Regions from separate parts of the Homo sapiens genome. Here region 2 is linked to region 1. Evidence: read pairs that join two places in POLR2A ChIA-PET (ENCODE). Cell type or tissue: Panc1. All regions are shown on one strand. Each heading gives the region's core, and the rest is flanking DNA. Links, peaks and the distances in the headings are about the cores only.

The links. ChIA-PET counts read pairs that join two places held together with the same protein. Peaks named below come from ENCODE experiments on the same cell type or tissue, not always from the same donor. Only the 100,000 strongest peaks of a DNase experiment are listed, where the experiment ranks them.
Region 2: POLR2A ChIA-PET joins it to region 1 with 6 read pairs; 3 of 35 experiments call an interaction of 5 or more read pairs at or near these places.

What each region holds. Positions count from the first base shown.
Region 1 is chr1:29,971,232-29,979,564 of GRCh38, reverse strand. No RefSeq gene overlaps it. Among named protein-coding and RNA genes, the nearest start is that of LINC01648, 62 kb to the left of the region's middle. RefSeq lists enhancers at 4,738-5,461, 4,437-5,636. In Panc1, for the core only: no CTCF peak of the experiment used is centred there; a DNase peak (open chromatin) is centred at 5,054.
Region 2 is chr1:30,042,175-30,050,507 of GRCh38, reverse strand. No RefSeq gene overlaps it. Among named protein-coding and RNA genes, the nearest start is that of LINC01648, 8.7 kb to the right of the region's middle. RefSeq lists a silencer at 6,732-7,026. In Panc1, for the core only: no CTCF peak of the experiment used is centred there; no DNase peak of the experiment used is centred there.

The DNA of each region.
Region 1 (8,333 bases), core at 330-8,329:
CAGCTAATTGTTGTATTCTTAGTAGAGACGGGGTTTCACCATGTTGGCCAGGAATAAAAGGAATTTAAGGAATAAATAATACCAATTCTACTAAAAAATCTTCCCCAGAATAAAGATGAGTAAATACTTTCCAACTCTTTGTTTGTGGCCAGTATTTCTCTTATACCAAAACTTGACAAAGCCATAACAAGAAAAGAAAATTATAACAAATATTCATCATGAAAATAAATGACAATATTCTAAACAAAATTATAACAAATCAAATACAGCAATATATGAAGTGTGTAATACATCATAATTAAATGAAACTTGTGCCAGGAATAAAAGGTTGGTTTAACATTTGAAGATCAATGTGATTTATCATATTAACAAACTCAAAAAGAAAAAAACCCTACAGTATATCTACAGGAAAAGAATTTGACAAAATCCAACATTCATTCTTAATGAAAACTATCTGTAAGCTAGAAATAGAAGTGAATTTTCTCAACCTAATAAAGGTTATTTACAAAAACTATAGCTTACATTATATTTATTTATGGTGAAAGAGTAACTGCTTTGCCCTAAAATCAGGAAAAAGACAAGATGTCTGTTCTTATCACTTTTATTCATCATTGTACTAGAAGTTCTGACCAGTCCTATCAGACAAGGAATAAAACTAAAGTCATTCAGTATAGAAAGAAAGAAATAATACTCTTTATTCACATACAACATGAACACCTAGGTGGAAAATCTGATGGAATGTATAATACAAACAAAGCTACTAGAATTACAGAAAGAGATTAGTAAGCTGCAGGATATAAAACAATATACAAATATCAGGTGTATTTCTATATGTTAGCAATAAATGATCAGAAATAACAATTAAAAAACAATACCATTTACAATAACATAAAATATCACAGAAATTCTACACACTGGAAATTACAGAACACTGTCAGTTTCCCCCTAATTGTTCTATAGATTCACTTCAATCTCAATCAGAAACCCAGCAGTCTGCTTTGCAGAAATTGAGAAAAACTGTTCTAATATCTATATGTAAATGTAAGACCTAGAATAGCTAAGACAATTTTAAACACAAGAACAAAGTTGAAAGACTAACAGTACTTAATTTCAAGATTTATTCTAAAACTGCATTATCAAGACAATGTGCTATTGGCATCAAGAATGACAAATAGACCAGTGAAATAGAATAGAGTCCAGAAAGAGACCCACACATATACAGACACCTGATTTTTTACAATGAAGTAAAAATAATTCTGTTCAAAAGAGATAGGGCTTTTTTTCAACAACTGGCTCTGGGACCATTGGATATCCATATTCCAACAAACAAAGATGGACTTTGTTCCACACTAAATGTAAAACCTAAAACCATAAAGCATCTGAGGAAAGCACAGTAGAAAAACTTTTATGAGATTGGTTTAAGCAAAGATTTCTTAGATATAACATCAAAAACACAATTCATAAAGGAACAAACTGATAAAACAGATCATCAAAATAAAAATGTCTGCTCTTTGAAAGATACTTTTAAAGAGAATGGAAAGATAAGCCACAGACTGAAAGAAAACGTTTGTAAATCACATGTCTGCTAAAAGACATGTATTCATATATATAAATCAAAACCTGATATAAGAAAACAGACAATTTAAAGGCAAAAGCTTTCAACAAATATCATCAAAGTGATATATGGATGGCAAATAAGCCCATGAAAATATGCTCAACAACTATAGTCATTAGGAAAATGCATATTAAAACTGCAGTGAGCTGCTAAAATTCACCTATTTTAATGGTTAAAATTTAAAAGACTGATCACACTAAGTGTTGGTGAGAATATGGAAAAATTAGAATTCTTCTACACTTCTGGTGGGAATATAAGGTGATACAGCTCTTTTGTGGTTAAACATACACGTACTATGTGATCCAGCTATTTCACTCCTACGTATTTACTCGAGGGAAATTAAAGCATATGTTCACACGAACACTCACACACAAATGTTCATAGCAGCTTCATTTACAATAATAAAAACGACAAACAAAAAAACTTGGAAAACCACAAACATCCATCAACTCCACAGGTAAATGGGCAAACAAATTGTGATATATTCATACAATGAATTACTATTCAGCAATAAAAAATAATCAAGGATTGATATGTTCAACAATATGGATACATTTCAAAAGTATTATGCTGAATGAATGAAGCCAGATAAAGAATGCCATACTATATGATTCCAATTCTAGAAAATGCAAACTAATCTCTTGTGACAGAAAGTAGATCAGTGGTTGACTTGGGATGATAGTGAGGGAGAGGGGAGTAGTTGAGAGGGGGTGATTAAAAAGGGATACATCTATAATTGTTGTGGATGATAGATATGCTCACTAACTTGTCTAAGGTGCTTATTTTATTATTAAGTTTTACACTTAAATATGCACAGTTGCTTGTATAACAATTATTCCTCAACAAAGTTGTTGAGGGGAAAAATATCTGGAGAGTTGCAAGGGTTTCCTTGACAACAACCATTTAATTGGTTGCCCTGGGAGCCTTCACTGATGCCTCTGGCAAGGCAGTAGCCAGAGCTCATCAGGGATAAGGGGCCTGTTCCCAGCACAGATGACAGAAGCCCTGAATGGCACTATTAGTTTGGGATAAAGCAAATAGGGAGGAAAGAGAGAAAAGGAGGTGAGATTTACACAAGGCAAAAAGAGGTACAGGTTTAAGAGTACAAGCTGAGCTTTGAGTTAAAAAAAAAAAACTGTCAGTATTGGATAGGCCTTCCATCACCCTATCCAATCACTTTCATCTTACAGATGAGAAAACTGAGGTTCAGAGAGGGGAAGGGACTTTCTCTAAACTACACAGCATATCAGAACAGAACTGGTATCAGCAGCTTGGTCTCCTCCCTATCACCACATCCGTTGAAGGGTAGAACTGCTTCCTAGCTGATGATGATAAACTTCCCCATGCTGAACACCTTTTAGTTGTCATGCCTGACACTAAACATTTCACATATAATCCTCCAGCAACTTGTCAAGAAAGATTCTATTGTTACTCACTTTTTACTGGTGAGGAAGTCCCAACCTCTATAGTGATACTAGTAAAGGCCTTAGGGAATCAATCCAATTCAATCCCTATCCTCACCCACTCCAGCTCCTATTTTATAACTGAGGAACCTGAGGACCCCAAAATACAAGTGGCTGCCTTGACTCACAATTTATGGCTTTATTGAGTCTCTGTGGTTTACTTGTACCTGGAGCTGAGTTTATGGAGTTTAGAGAGCTGGATTGCATCATGAAATGTTTAGTCTGTTTATTCACTTGGTGTGAGACAAAGGGTGTACACACATGTGTGTATGTGGTAATGCATACCTGCATATGGGTAGCCATGTCAATGTGCTTCTATGTGCATGTTCTGGTGTATGCATACATTTTGTTATTATATATCTACAACCTTTCTTCTAAATTTCTCAGCAACCACTTTGGGTCTTTTCTTCCAAAAGACTTTTTGTGTCTATGGTGACAGATGTGATTTTCTCCACTTCTCAGCAGACCAACTCAATGCCCTGTGTCCCAGGGTGGAGGGTGGATGGGGCTGCTTTTGCCCCTTTCTCATTTGGAGTAGCCAGTTAAGAATAAAACCATGGTCCTTGGGAAGAAGTGTTGGCTGATATTTCCCAGACATAGTTGTGAGTTTGGATGACTTGAAAATATAGCATCTGAGTGAGATGTGATTCCAGAGAGGTAAAGAGGTATTCTTATTCTCCAAAGCAGCAAGGCTAAAAACACCTAGATGCATAAGTGGCATCAACCCAAAATACAGACCTAGAGTCTCTTCTATACCACTTGTTTGCCTGACTGACATCTATTCAATCTGGTCTCAACTTAAAGCTCATTCTCCCTGGGAAGACTTCTCTGACACTCATGTTTTCTTCCCATGGTTTCACCATCCACTGTGCTTGTTCTATACCATAATATCTTACAATACTGAACAGAGAACGGTGGAGAGAAGTTGATGGCTAAGAGGCATGAAGGAACTTTCCATATCTTGATTGGAATAATATCTACACAAGTATAAATTTGTCAAAAGTACTTGACCTACACATTAGAAATGTGTCAATTTTTTGTTGCCTGTAAATTACAATATAATAAGATTGATTTAAAAAATGTACTCCCCAGCCCTCAGTAGTACTCGGTCCATCTAGTCTTCATTCATCTCTCAAAGGGTGGGAACCGAATACAGAACTTACCACAAGAACGCATCAGCAAGAATCCTGTTTCAGTACCATGGACAGAGGCCTCCCCCAGGGAAGAAGGGTTGGGAGATGTCTGCGTTGTTTAAGCCCAGGAAAGAACCTGGTGTCTTCTGGCTATGGGTGTCAAGACACGTGGGGAACCCAGGTCATGACAGGTTATGACAGGTCACCTGGTCCAGTTAATTTATTCTGCATAGCGTGTTGTCTAGACAGCCACATATTTACAAACATCCAGAGACTGTCATCATGGCCATGGTGGGGAAGGCACAAGGGACAGATCAGAAAAATCCGGGTCTGGTCCTTGACTCCTATCAACTACTCATGCCATGACCTTGGACAAGTCACTTCATCATCTGGGCCTCATTTTCTTCATCTTTAAATGAGAGCCCGCACCAGATGATCTCTAAGGGCCTTTCCAGGAACAATCTCTTTAATACAAAGATTTTACAACTTCCATATTACAGTGTGTGTGGGTTTTCCCCTCCATCTTAAATATAATCCTGGTACACTTTGCAAACTATAGCTCCTGGTTATTTGTTCTGTATAGCCCATCATCATTGAAGGAGACCTTCCCTGTCATGGTTGCCCACACTCCTTTGTTCTGAGCCATTCTGGTACCCAGTCTTGCTGGGCAAGGGAGGCCAGGGACAGTCATAGACAAAGGCTCAAAGTCAGTCAACTTTGAAAAGTGTGTGGGGCTTTGGTATCAGACAGAACCTAATTTGGGCCCAGGCTCCACTACTCACTCTCTGTGGAATTTTAGAAATGTCATTCATCTTCGAAGCATTGTTTGAGATTGAATGCTTACCTCATTGGGAAGTCATTCACAGTCAGGCTGAGTCATGTGAATTCCCCTCTCCTGTTGCTCTAACATTTGCACTCATTGTTTTGCATACAAGACAATGACTCACTCATAATGCTCAATTTAAATTTCTTCTTGATTGATCTACTAGATAAAATTTGCCTTGAGTTTCTTATTACAATACTCATTACAGCCACCATTAGAACATGGATTCTTAACTGTTCTCCCACTAATATAATTGCTGTTAGACTGACATGAATAATCTTTGCTCTCATTAACAGAATAAAAAGCTGTTAGCTGCATTCTTTCACTTGTAAGGCCTGGATATCTGTGCCTCTTCAGGTTTTATTCATTTGAGCCAACCCATCTGCCTCTCCCCCAAAACATGGCCCTTTCTTCTCCTGTCCCCACTATCAGTGATATGGATTCTTCCTCCCCTCTTTAAAAAACACATCGCTTTGTAGATTTGAAGCAACCATTCCTGCTTCTGTTGCTACCACTGCTAGAAATTTCTTGGGCCAGACATAATGCTAAGTAATTTCCCAGCATTATTCCTATGAGAGAGGTACCATTTTTTCTCCCTATTTTACAGATATGAAAATTGAAGTCTAGAAAGCTTGCGTGAGTTTTCCTCAATCATTTAACTCATGAATGATGGGGGTATTTGATTTCAGGTGTTTCTGACCCTAGGAAATATACTTTTGGCATTTTGTACTATGGAGAGGGTACTATTCTCTTTCTGCGCCTCCTGCTTTATATTCCTTTATTTTTCCTTCTCATTCCCCCAACTCCCACCAGTTCTCTGCCCACAGCTCAGAGCTTCCAACTCTCCCTTGGACAGGCAGCCTGAGATCTGTGATTCCAACTAAATTGCCATGACAGTGAAGGAAATTTTGCCTTGAAGATGCCTCCCTTCATTCTACAAGGAGCATTCCAGGGATTCCAATCACTAGAGCGCTGCCTGAAACCTCTCCCCTGATTCTAGAACTGCTTGTCTGAAAACTAATATCAGTTTCCCCCTTGGCTCTTTCCAGCGGTTCAGACATGACCCTGGCTGTGCTCCAAGCATCACCTTGCTGTACATGGTGAGCCATGATAATACTGTTCCAGGGTTTATTTCACACATCTCTGCCAAGGAGCTTCTGGACCTCATATGATCTTCACAGCATTTGGGGAAGTTGAATATTATGCTCACCTGAAAGACGGGAAACTGAGGCCCAGAGTAACTTTTTTTTTTTTTGCAGGTAGAAGAAACCTTAGAGATTACGAACCTTCTTCTTGTACAGATGAGGAAGGAGACCAAGAGAAGGGAAGCAACTTGGCAAGGTGGCCAGTGTTAGATCTCAGGTCTCTGCATTTCTAGTTCCCCATGGGGAACATTGCCTGTGAATAGGTCCGAGGTTTTGTTTGTTTGTCTTTGCAGCATGATTCCCACCCTGCTTGTTCTTTAGAGAAGCCATGGGTGGAACAGAAGCTGTCTGGATTCAGGCTTAGAGTCCCAGGACTGCCACTGACTCAGTGTATGTAGCCTCAGTTTTCTCATTTGATGAATGATTTTTGCTGGACCAGGTATTGAATTAGAGTTCCCAGCGTATGCCACATGTGCTTAGAGTATCTCATCTCCCCAAGGAGATCCAAGCCCTCTATGGTCTGCGCAACTCAGGTGATGTCAGCCAGGCAGCAGCCACTTTAATTCCTCTACGATGATTTGATTCCTTTTGCTGGAAACCCTAGTGCACATATATGGGCTCAATAAATTCATGTGTCTCAATGACTATTTCCACAGGCTGCTCTCATCAGCTCTGAACAGGCAGTTGTCTGAGCACTTCTGAATAAGCCCTGGAGTCCAGCTAGGAAAAATCTCTCTCTCTGGAGTGGCATTCTCTGGGAGGCCACGTTGACTTATGTCATATTATCATAGAAATTCCCTCTGTTCTTTAACCTTTATTTAACTAGAGTCAGGACCTCCTGCTGAGCCTGAAAAGTTTTTCTAACAGGAGGCTGTCCTGGCAGTATGCAGATGATTGCATTATGGATAGTAGAATGGGAAGGCAAAGAGAAGGGCCGCTGGGGTTGAATGGAGTGTACAGTTTATAGACATTTTGATGTGGAGGAGAAGGCTGGCTTTGAAAGGGCCAGGCACATTGGCATAAATCCATAATTGTTTTGCAGGACTTGTTCACCTGGGCTTAGGTACCCCAGAGACACAACTCGTTATTCACTCATTCGTTTATGCATTCACTTTCTCACTCACTCAAGAAACATTTATGCACTATCTATTTGCTGGATGATGGGGACACAGAGAAATAGGAACTCTCCCTTATTCTTGAGGAGACCAGTCTTGCTCAGGAGGGAAACTGTCATGACATGTGCTCAAATAGACATTGGAACCCTTAACTCCCTTGGGCAGGGGTAGATGAGAAAGACATCTATCTTAGAGTGAGTGCCCCAAAACAGACCTGACACAAGGACTTGGGTTTGCAGGTTTGGGGAGGGATTTTGTGACTCCAGGAAGCACAAGTAAAGGAGTGCAGGGAAAGGAGAAAAGCCAACAGAGGGTGTCTTCATAATTGGCTAGCTGTGTGGACAGCTGGGCTCCTCCCTCCCATGGGGGGCCCCTGAGGAACCCCCTGGAGCACACCTCAGGACTGTCCTCCTGGAGGCTGGGGAGGCTGGGGCCTTTGTCCACTGAATCTCATCCCCCACATTTCAGGAGTTGTCCCCGGGATGCATTTAGTGCCCTGCACTTGGATGTTGTGGTGCCAGAGCAAGCCCAAAGGCAAAGGAGAAGAGAGAAGGGAGCGTTTGAAGAAAATGGCCGTCAGTGTACAAGAAACATCCCACTGCTGCAGGACAACTGAGGATGGTCAAAGGGACATGGTGGGGTAGCACCGGCATCTGCTGCAGTGTTTCCTCCAACAGGTGACTTTTCAGTGGACCTAAGGATAAGTAAGAGTTTTCAGCTGAAGCAGGCGTGGGAGTGTCATATCCAGGCAGCTGGAGTCACCTGGGGATGGGAGGCAGGATATTGCCAATGACAGGAAGGAAAGAAATATCTTGAGGGCCAGGAGAGCTCTGGAGGATTTGTTTTAAGGCCGAGGAAGGGAGAGATTTGGGCAGCTTAGATGACAGAAGCCTCGGGCAACTGAGGTGGAGGAACAGAAGAAAAGGGTCAGAGAGGGAGAGAGGTAGGATGCTGGAGAGAGCTGACCCTGCAGAGGAGGAAGGGGAGAGGCTCCAGAGACTGGCTGGAGGGATGAATTTCCACCAGGACAGGCACCCCT
Region 2 (8,333 bases), core at 125-8,124, 71 kb before region 1:
TCTGGGACCTCCCCCTCTTTCTCTTGCTTCCTCTCTCCATGTGACATACCTGCTCCCTCTTCACCTTTTGTCATAAGTAAAAACTGCCTGAGGCCTCACCAGAAGCTGAGTAGATCCTGGGGCCATGCTTATACAGCCTGCAGAACTGCCCTTCCTCATCCTCTCTGCCCCTCTCCTGACTGCCTCTTTCCTTCCTCCTACCCCTCTTTCTCTGCTTCTGTCCCATACTCTCTCCTCCCTCTCCCCATGTCCTGGCCCTCCCCAGCTAATTAAATGACACTGTGGAAACTGTTTTATTTGCATATGGCTCAGGGGCCATGGAGGGCCAGCAGTTGTGTGTTCATTAAATGGCTCCATGTACAGGGATGTAATGAGCCAGTTTTATTACATCACCGTGGTTCATCTGTGAGATGATATTGTATTCATTGGGAAGAAAGAGAACCACTCAAGCCTGAGTGTCTGGGGTTGGAGGGGTGAGCAGGGGAGGACTTATCCTCTCTGACTCAGGAAATGGCCTGGAGGTAGGAAGGGAGGCCAGGCTGGGCCGGTGGCCCCTGTTACTGCCACCCTAACTGTGACGGTCAGAACTCTCCTCTGGTTTTGACTATAGCAATGGCTGATGGTCCCAACCCAGGGGTCCAGAACTTCTGGGTGCTGACTGCAAGGGGCCCTGACTTCACCTGGGTACCAGATGCTATTTGTAGACAGAATAATTGGCCTGCCACATAACAGAGCACCATTTTACTATCCGCATGTGCTCCTGAGAAGCATTTCTGCATTTCTAGCAGCCTTCGTCCATTGCGTATTTCCTCCGTCATTAGGATCTAATGGTAGCTGCTGGCTAGTGATAAAATAATAGCAGCCACCATTCCTCAAGTACCTACTGTGTGCTGGGGCGCTGGGCTTAGTGATTTACTTGGGATATCTCATTTAATCCCTACAACATCCACTGAGGGGAGGGGCTGTTATCGTCGTTTTTATGGATGAGGAAATTGAGGCTCAGAGAATTAAAGTGCCATGTCCAAAGACACACAGGCAGATTGTGGTGAACAGAGAATTTGATCTCCGGCCTGCCCAACACCACGGTCCTCACCACTGCTCTCTGCTACCTCCAATTTACAATGACAGCTCATAGCAAGTGGGAGTCCCACACTTTTATTAAATGTTAAAAACATTCCTCATGGTCAAATAGATTATGACAAATGATGGTTCCTGCAGGAGGCTCGCCATCTTCTCTGGGGTTAACTCGGAATGGGCTGTAAGGCATCTGAGCTGATTGAGATCAGGGTGCACCTGTCCATATGTATGAGGAAGAAGGTAGTGTCTTGGGGTCTGGCAGTAAAAGGAGAAACAGCTGGGGCTGGGGAGATTCTGGCCTGGGGATTGGGGAGGTGGGTCTGAGCTGTGGCTGTGTCTCCAACTCACTGAGTGACAGTCAACAAATTCAACACTCCACAAATGCCTATTGCGCACCTAAGTGCCAGGCTGGTTCTGGGCGCTGGCGATACAATGGTGGATGAAGCCATTCCTGCCCTCAAGCCTGTGGCATTCCAGGGCAGGGTGGACAAAGTCCCTGCCCCTCTGTGGGCTCAGTTTACTCATCTCTGTACAGAGCAGACTGGGACATAAGCTCAAGTGTCTTCATGAGTCAAGTAGGTAACTCAAGGGACCCATATAAGTTGGGATGAGGGAGACCAGGCTTCCAACCACAGAGATGGCTGCGGCTCAGCTCCTGCCACCATTGCTATAAGCATGCCTGACAGTGTGTCTGTGTGGTGACAGCCTCCATATATCAAAGACTTCCTGCAACCACGGTCAAGGAGGGTCTCTCAGGACAACCATTGCATGGTGGGGGATGACAATAACAAGCCCCCCTCAATCCAGGGGTACACTGGGCTGTCAGAGTCCAAGCCCCATGAACAGATGGGGCAGCTCAGGGAGAGGTGGACAGGCAGAACCGGCCCTGCCAAGCCTCTGCCCGATGCCCACACTGCTGTGCAGATGGGCAGCCCTGGGCAGGGAGAGGTACTGTCAACAGGAAGGATCCAAAGATGGCCCTGGGCCCTCCTGAATCACGGGGTTCAGGGCACATGTGTGTGTGTTCATGTGTGCTTGTGTGTGTGTGTGTGTGTGTGTGTGTGTGTGTGTGTGTATGTGAAGGTGAGATACGGGTCAGAGCAGGAGGAGATCAGGGCAGACCCCGGAGGAAACCACAAGGTCCTTCACTGGCCACAGTGATGCAGAGATGGCCTGCAGAGGTCTGGAGGGGCCATTAAGAGAAAAGGCTGGACAATGACCTTGAAACCACACCAGCACACAACCATAAAACAACTAGTTCTATTAAGTATTTCTGTGAGCCTGGCTCTATTCTAGAACTTTATAAGTATCTTACTGAGTCCTTACAACAATCTCAGAGGGGAATTACTATAATTAATTCATTCTGCAGGAAGGGAATCCAAACACGTTAGGCTAAGTTCTCTGCTGAAGGTCACCGGGCTGGTGTGAGGCCGAGGAGGCTTTGAGTCCTGGCTGTATGGCTTCCAAATGCACACTTTCCTAAAACTGGGCTCATGGCACCACCTTCCTACAGTACCATATATTTGTTGAAGCCCTGTGTGTCAGGCACTGTGAAGGGGTTTTACTCACGTCATGTAACCCCAGCAACAACTGAGGAAGGGAGTGCTCACCGCTCCCACTTTACAGATAAGAAGACTGAGACTCAGGAGACAAAGGGGCTGTCAGAGACTTGCCCAGGGCCAGCTCAGCTCTCTGTGGCCCCATTGGGTTCTTGGGGGTCTGGCTCCAGAGCCTCCTCCTCCGGACACTGTGCCCTGCTGGGTGGGGTAGGGAAGAAGCTTGTTTCCTAGTTTCTGATAGTCTGAACTTCACTATGACAGTTCCTAGGGGCCTGGAGACACCTTCAGGAGGCCACAAATCGGGGCTGGGGCCTCTGGGTTAAGCCTGGAAGAATCCCATTTCCTTTCCCCAGGGGTCTCCCCAGTCTCAATAGACTCTGGGTCACCTGAGCTAATAAGGCCAGTCCCCTCCCCTGTTCCACCTCGCTTTGTTAGAAATTAGACATATTGCCTGGGTGCAGTGGCTCATGCCTGTAATCCCAGCACTTTGGGAGGCCAAGGCGGGTGAATCACTTGAGGTCAGGAGTTCCATAACAGGCTGGCCAACATGGTGAAACCCCTTCTAACCAAAAATGTGAAAAATTAGCTAGATGTGGTGGTGCACGCCTGTACTCCCAGCTACTTGGGAGGCTGCAGCAGGAGAATCACTTGAACCTGGGAAGGGGAGGTTGCAGTGAGCCAAGACCGTGCCACTGCACCCCCCCACCAAAAAAAAGAAAGAAATTAGACACATGAAAGACTTCTGCTGACCCTTTAGATCACAGCAGAACTTTAGGCCCCAGAGCCCCCTCACTCTGCCAAGGCCCTTTCCAACTTCAAGATTTATTAACTCATCCACAGGGAAGCGGCTGTATTTCCAACAGTCCCTGGACACATGCTGCACCTGTGCCTGATGTCCCGGCATACAGCGGCAGCGGCCAGGCCAGTCCTGCCCGTGGGGCTCCGTGTTCTCTCCTGAACTGCAGTGGAGGCAGAACCCGTGACTGGCAGGCTCTGCTCTCCCCGAGGGCAGAGAGGCATGTGCAAGGAGGGGACTTGGAGGAAAGCCACGGGGCAGGCATAGAGGAGGCAGTCGGGGCAGGAAAAGGGAGACCTCCAATGGGCTAGAGGGGAGAACTCACCTCTCCTGAGCCCCTGCTATGTGTCTAGCATCTACGTGCACCCCTCATCCAAGCCTCACCACCTCAGTAGGCAGATGTCACTCTTGCCATTGTGAGATTATGCCCAATGTGCAGATGAGGATATCAAGGCTCAGAGAGGTTAAGTGACCTGCCTAAGGTCACACTCCTTGGCTGTAATAGGGACAGGGATTCAAACCCAGCTGGTGAGCCTGAAGTCCATCCTCTTCCTCCCAGTCACATTGTTTAGATTCACTCTTCACTTCATAGGGGTGCCTGTGGCTCCCTCCACCTCTGTTCCCCCCACCGCCCACCTCTCATCTACCTCCCTATCCCTGCAAAGCTGCCCTGCAGCTCCCTAGGGAAAAGAAGCCTCAGTAAATCCCAGCCTTCAATAAGGAGGATCTGAGATGATCCCTCAGGAGAAGCAAACATTTCCCGGCAGAGTAAATCACTGAGGCACCTTAGTACTTGCAGGTGCAGCCAGCTGCCCTCCCTCCCCTGGAAGTTTGTAAATCAAACCTTAGACCTAGATACAAATAATCTGCCGGGAAATAAATAAGGCAGGAAGCAAGGCGGACATGCAGGGAGAAGAGCAGCTCCCCAAGCCAGGCCCTGGAGGGCTTCTGAGACGAAGGTGAGGGGCACAGTGTGGCTGTTGAGGGACCACTGCTCCCACCTGCCACCCCAGGGGATTGGGCCAGAGGCTTCCTGGGGTCCCTGCCAGCCCCGGAATTCTGTGTCTCCCTGACCCAGTGTCTGGGAACAGCTGGGGAAAAGGGTCTGGGCTCAGGGATGGAGGCTGGAGAGTGGGCTTGAAGTCCCCAGCAGCTCTGAGCTAAACCCTGGCTGGGGCATTTGGTGGGGCAGGAGGCTCTGGTGGTAGCAGAGGACAGGATGGGGTAGGTGTGCCTGCCTGTGGCCCTGGGCAGCAGCCAGGAAGAAGCCAGAGGAGCAGAACTCAGCATCCTGGGCTGGGAGTTCAGACCTGGTCAGTTCTGGGTCTGCTGCGAATTTCCTGTGTGACCTTGAGCAAGTCATGTGACCTCTCTGAGCCTCAGTTGCCTCATCTGCAAAGTGGAGATGATTATTCCTGCCCTTGATGCAGGTGTGTTGGGAGGACCCACTGAGGTCAGGGAGGGAAGAGCCAATTGGGAAGAGCAGCCAGGAGCACAGGGGCGGGGCCTGGCTGCCTACCTGGTCAGGGCCTGGCCCTGCTCCACCCTCCTCTGCCCCCAGTCTTCTGGTGACTGGCCAGGCCCTGGCATCCCCACCCCTGAAAGCCCAGTTGATTGGCAGAGGTGAGGCCTTTATGCAAATGAGGCTGCCTCCCCTCTCTGCTCCTCCTTTTCCCCAAGGCCACCATCACTGGGGCCTCCCACTTAGCTTGAGTTTCCCAGGTAGGGGCAGATCCTTGTAAAACATTTGATTTCTCATCTAGGTGCACGGCAGCTCAGCTGTCTCTCCCAGGATCCATGCTGCTCCTAGCCCCGTTCTGGTCCTGTGTGCCCCCTGGAAGAGCAGCCCTCAGCTTCCCCTTTCTGATGAGCTGTGTGAATCTGGGTGGGTCACTTCACCTCTGAGCCTCAGTCTCCTCCTCTGTTAGATGGGGATAACAGCACCTACCTGTCATCCTTGTTCTCTTCATGAACAGGCTCTTTTGGTTCTTCCTCAAGTGTTTCTGTGGAGCCTTCTGTGTGCCAGGCCCTGGTCTGGGCACTGAGGACTGGTGTGGAGGTGGGCAGCAGAGACAGGGCCCTGCTCTTGTGGGTCTTTCTTGGGGTGGATGCAGTATGGAGCTGGCTGGGAAGGTGTCCATTAGCTGCCAGGAGCTGAGGCACTGCAGTGTAGGCGGGTGACCCATCCAAGGCCACACACCATCATTGGAGCCCTGGACAGGCTAGGGGAGGGGAGACATGTGACACCACCCAGGCAGGAGACTCACTGCACCACCCTACTGATTTTCAGTTCCCTCATTCCAGTGAAGTCACCCTTTCTCTGAGAACATGGTGGAGGCCAAGCCCCGGTTGGCTCCTTTTGCTACCTCAGGCCTAGCCAAAGCCCTTGGGCTGGGCAGATGAAGGTCACCTGGTCAAGCGGGTCCCCAGAAGAGCAGCTCTTCATCTCCCGTATCTAAGCTTCCCGTCTCCCTGCCCCACTCCCAGCCCCAGAACTTCCCACAGAATTACCTAGGAATGGCGGGAGGGGAGCTGGATCTTGTTATCAGAGCATTCATAGCTTCCCCTGACACCGCTTCCAGGCCCTCCTTACAGAGCCCCGCTCCCCACCACTGATAAGAGAATTGTTAATGATTATAATCATCATCTGAAAAGCTGGGTTCCTGCCACAGATAATTACAATAACATTCTGCTCCACTTTGTCTTCTCCCTTTATATGTGATGAGGAACTTCATGGCACACCTGGAGACAAGAGTTGAGGGGAGGCCCCCAAGGGGTGGTCTGTGCAGGAAGGTGGCAGGTGTGAATGTGAACATGGGAACCCCTCTGGGGGAAGGGCCCCTCAGTCATGTACCCGTATGCACTGTGTGCCTGAAAGCCTGTGCCTGTGGGGCATGTGCTTGTGTGTGCAGTGACTGGGCTGGTGGGGGCCAGGCAGGACCCTGGCAGGGGAAGAGCATGGAAGGTGGGGTCAGTGATAGGTGATGGTGTGAGGGTACCTGGGGTGTGTGTGATGGGTGTAGGGTGCAGATGCAGGTCTGTCCCTGGGGTAACAGCCAGGGCCTGGAGGTTGCAGATGCCCCACTTCCTGATTGTTTATTTCACCTCTAAACCCTTTTTTCTCACCTGCAAACCTCCTGCCCCAGGCTGACTGTGAGTTGTGGGAATTGTGGTTGGCTGTTCACACAGGCAAGTGCTCAGAGAGGGTGAGTTATTAGTATTTGTCCACCTCAAGGTGGCAGGGAAGGGGGTAAGGTGACCAGCCATCCCAGTTAGACCATATCTGAGGGGTTGTCTGGGATATGGAACTTTCAGTGTTAAAACCTGGACAGTTGGCCATCCTACTTGGGTGGGGGTCAGTGTGGTGACCTCTCTGGTGACAGGGCATGACCTGCGGGTGATGATGTTGCAGGATCCTTGGGGTGTTGCTTTTTTGGCTGGAAACCTCTGTGGCTGGTGGCACCTTTGCCCAAGTTTTGCTCAGGCCTGCTGGGCTCATTCTGTCCACTTGGCCTGTCAGGCTGCACTTGGCTCATGCTACCAACCTGGATCCCATGCCTGCCAAGGGCAAGCCAGACGTGGAGCAGCAAGGGGTGTGTGAGCAAGTGAGCATGGGGTCCAGCCACTGTGCAATTAGGCATGCCAGCTGCTGCAGCGAGGTGGGCAGCTCCAGGTGCAGGCACAGGTGCCAGCTCTCTGTGAGGCTACAGCTGGACCAGGTGCACCACATGCAGCTTCTACAGTTGCCACTGGGGAACATGGTGGTTTCTGGAAGCATGGAGACTCCAGGAACCACAGGGCTCCAAAGAGGGAGTCACAGCCCTTGCTTGGGGAGCTCCCAGATCTGGGCTCCCCAAATGGCCATAGCTCTTCCCTCTTTCTCTTCACCTGCAATGTGGCAAGCAAGGGGTGTTTCAGCCTTGTTTCTGTTACAGCTCTTTCAGCCCCACCATTTGGTAGGTCCTGAGTTCTTGTCCTGTGTCTAGGAAGAATGAGGTATGCAGACAAGTGGAGCAAGATGAAGAGGAGTTTTATTGAGTGATAGAATAGCTCAGAGGAAGCCCTGGAGTGGGTAGTCCCTCTCTGCAGGCAGGGTGTCCTGATGAGTGTTCAGCTCTCAGCAGAGGGGAGGCCCTGGAGTGGGTAGCTCCTGTCTGCAGCTGGTCATCCCAACATCTGCTCAGCTCTGGCTGAGCCTGGGGCTTTTATGGGCCTCAGAGGGGAGAAAGTGCATGCTGATTGGTCCATGGGTGGCCATGGGCAGGCCTGGAAAGGGCACTACAAGTTCTCACTCTGATCCATGTGACTGGCAGCCTGGCCCCCAGCCTTCATGCCCTCACTAGCCTGAAGGTAGGGCCTCACCAGGGACCTGCCCCCTTCCACCCAGGAAGCTGTCTGCTTTCTGCTGCCTTTCATGGACCCCAGGCTGTAGGTGCCAAGGGATGTCTGCAGGCCAGTACCAAGCTGCCCTCAGTCCCCCTCAGCTTCCCTCCTATGGTCATCAGTGCCCAAAGTCTGGAGGGGGCCTAGGTGGCAGGGGTCTAGTGTGTCAGCACTGCCCTGAGCATGTGCACACCCAGTCAGGCTGTGACAGTGCCCAGGCTCAGGCTCGAACTTGCTCTAAGATCAGAGCATGCGCTGACAGCAGGGAGCAGCCAAGCAGCAGGAGCAGGCACATCCAAACCTGCGAGGGCAGGGGGGCCTTCCCAGGCCCCCAAGAATGCAGAGATATCTGGGTCTGGGTCTACAGCTGTGGTTTGGACAGCTGCAGCTGTGCTCAGGGGGGCGGGGCTCCTGCCTGCTTCATGGAGTGAGAGGTTTGGGTCTGCAGCTCTGACTTGGGAGGCCAGCTGCACCCGGAAGTGTGGGGCTTCTGCTTGCTTCCAGCCCCCCAAGAGCAC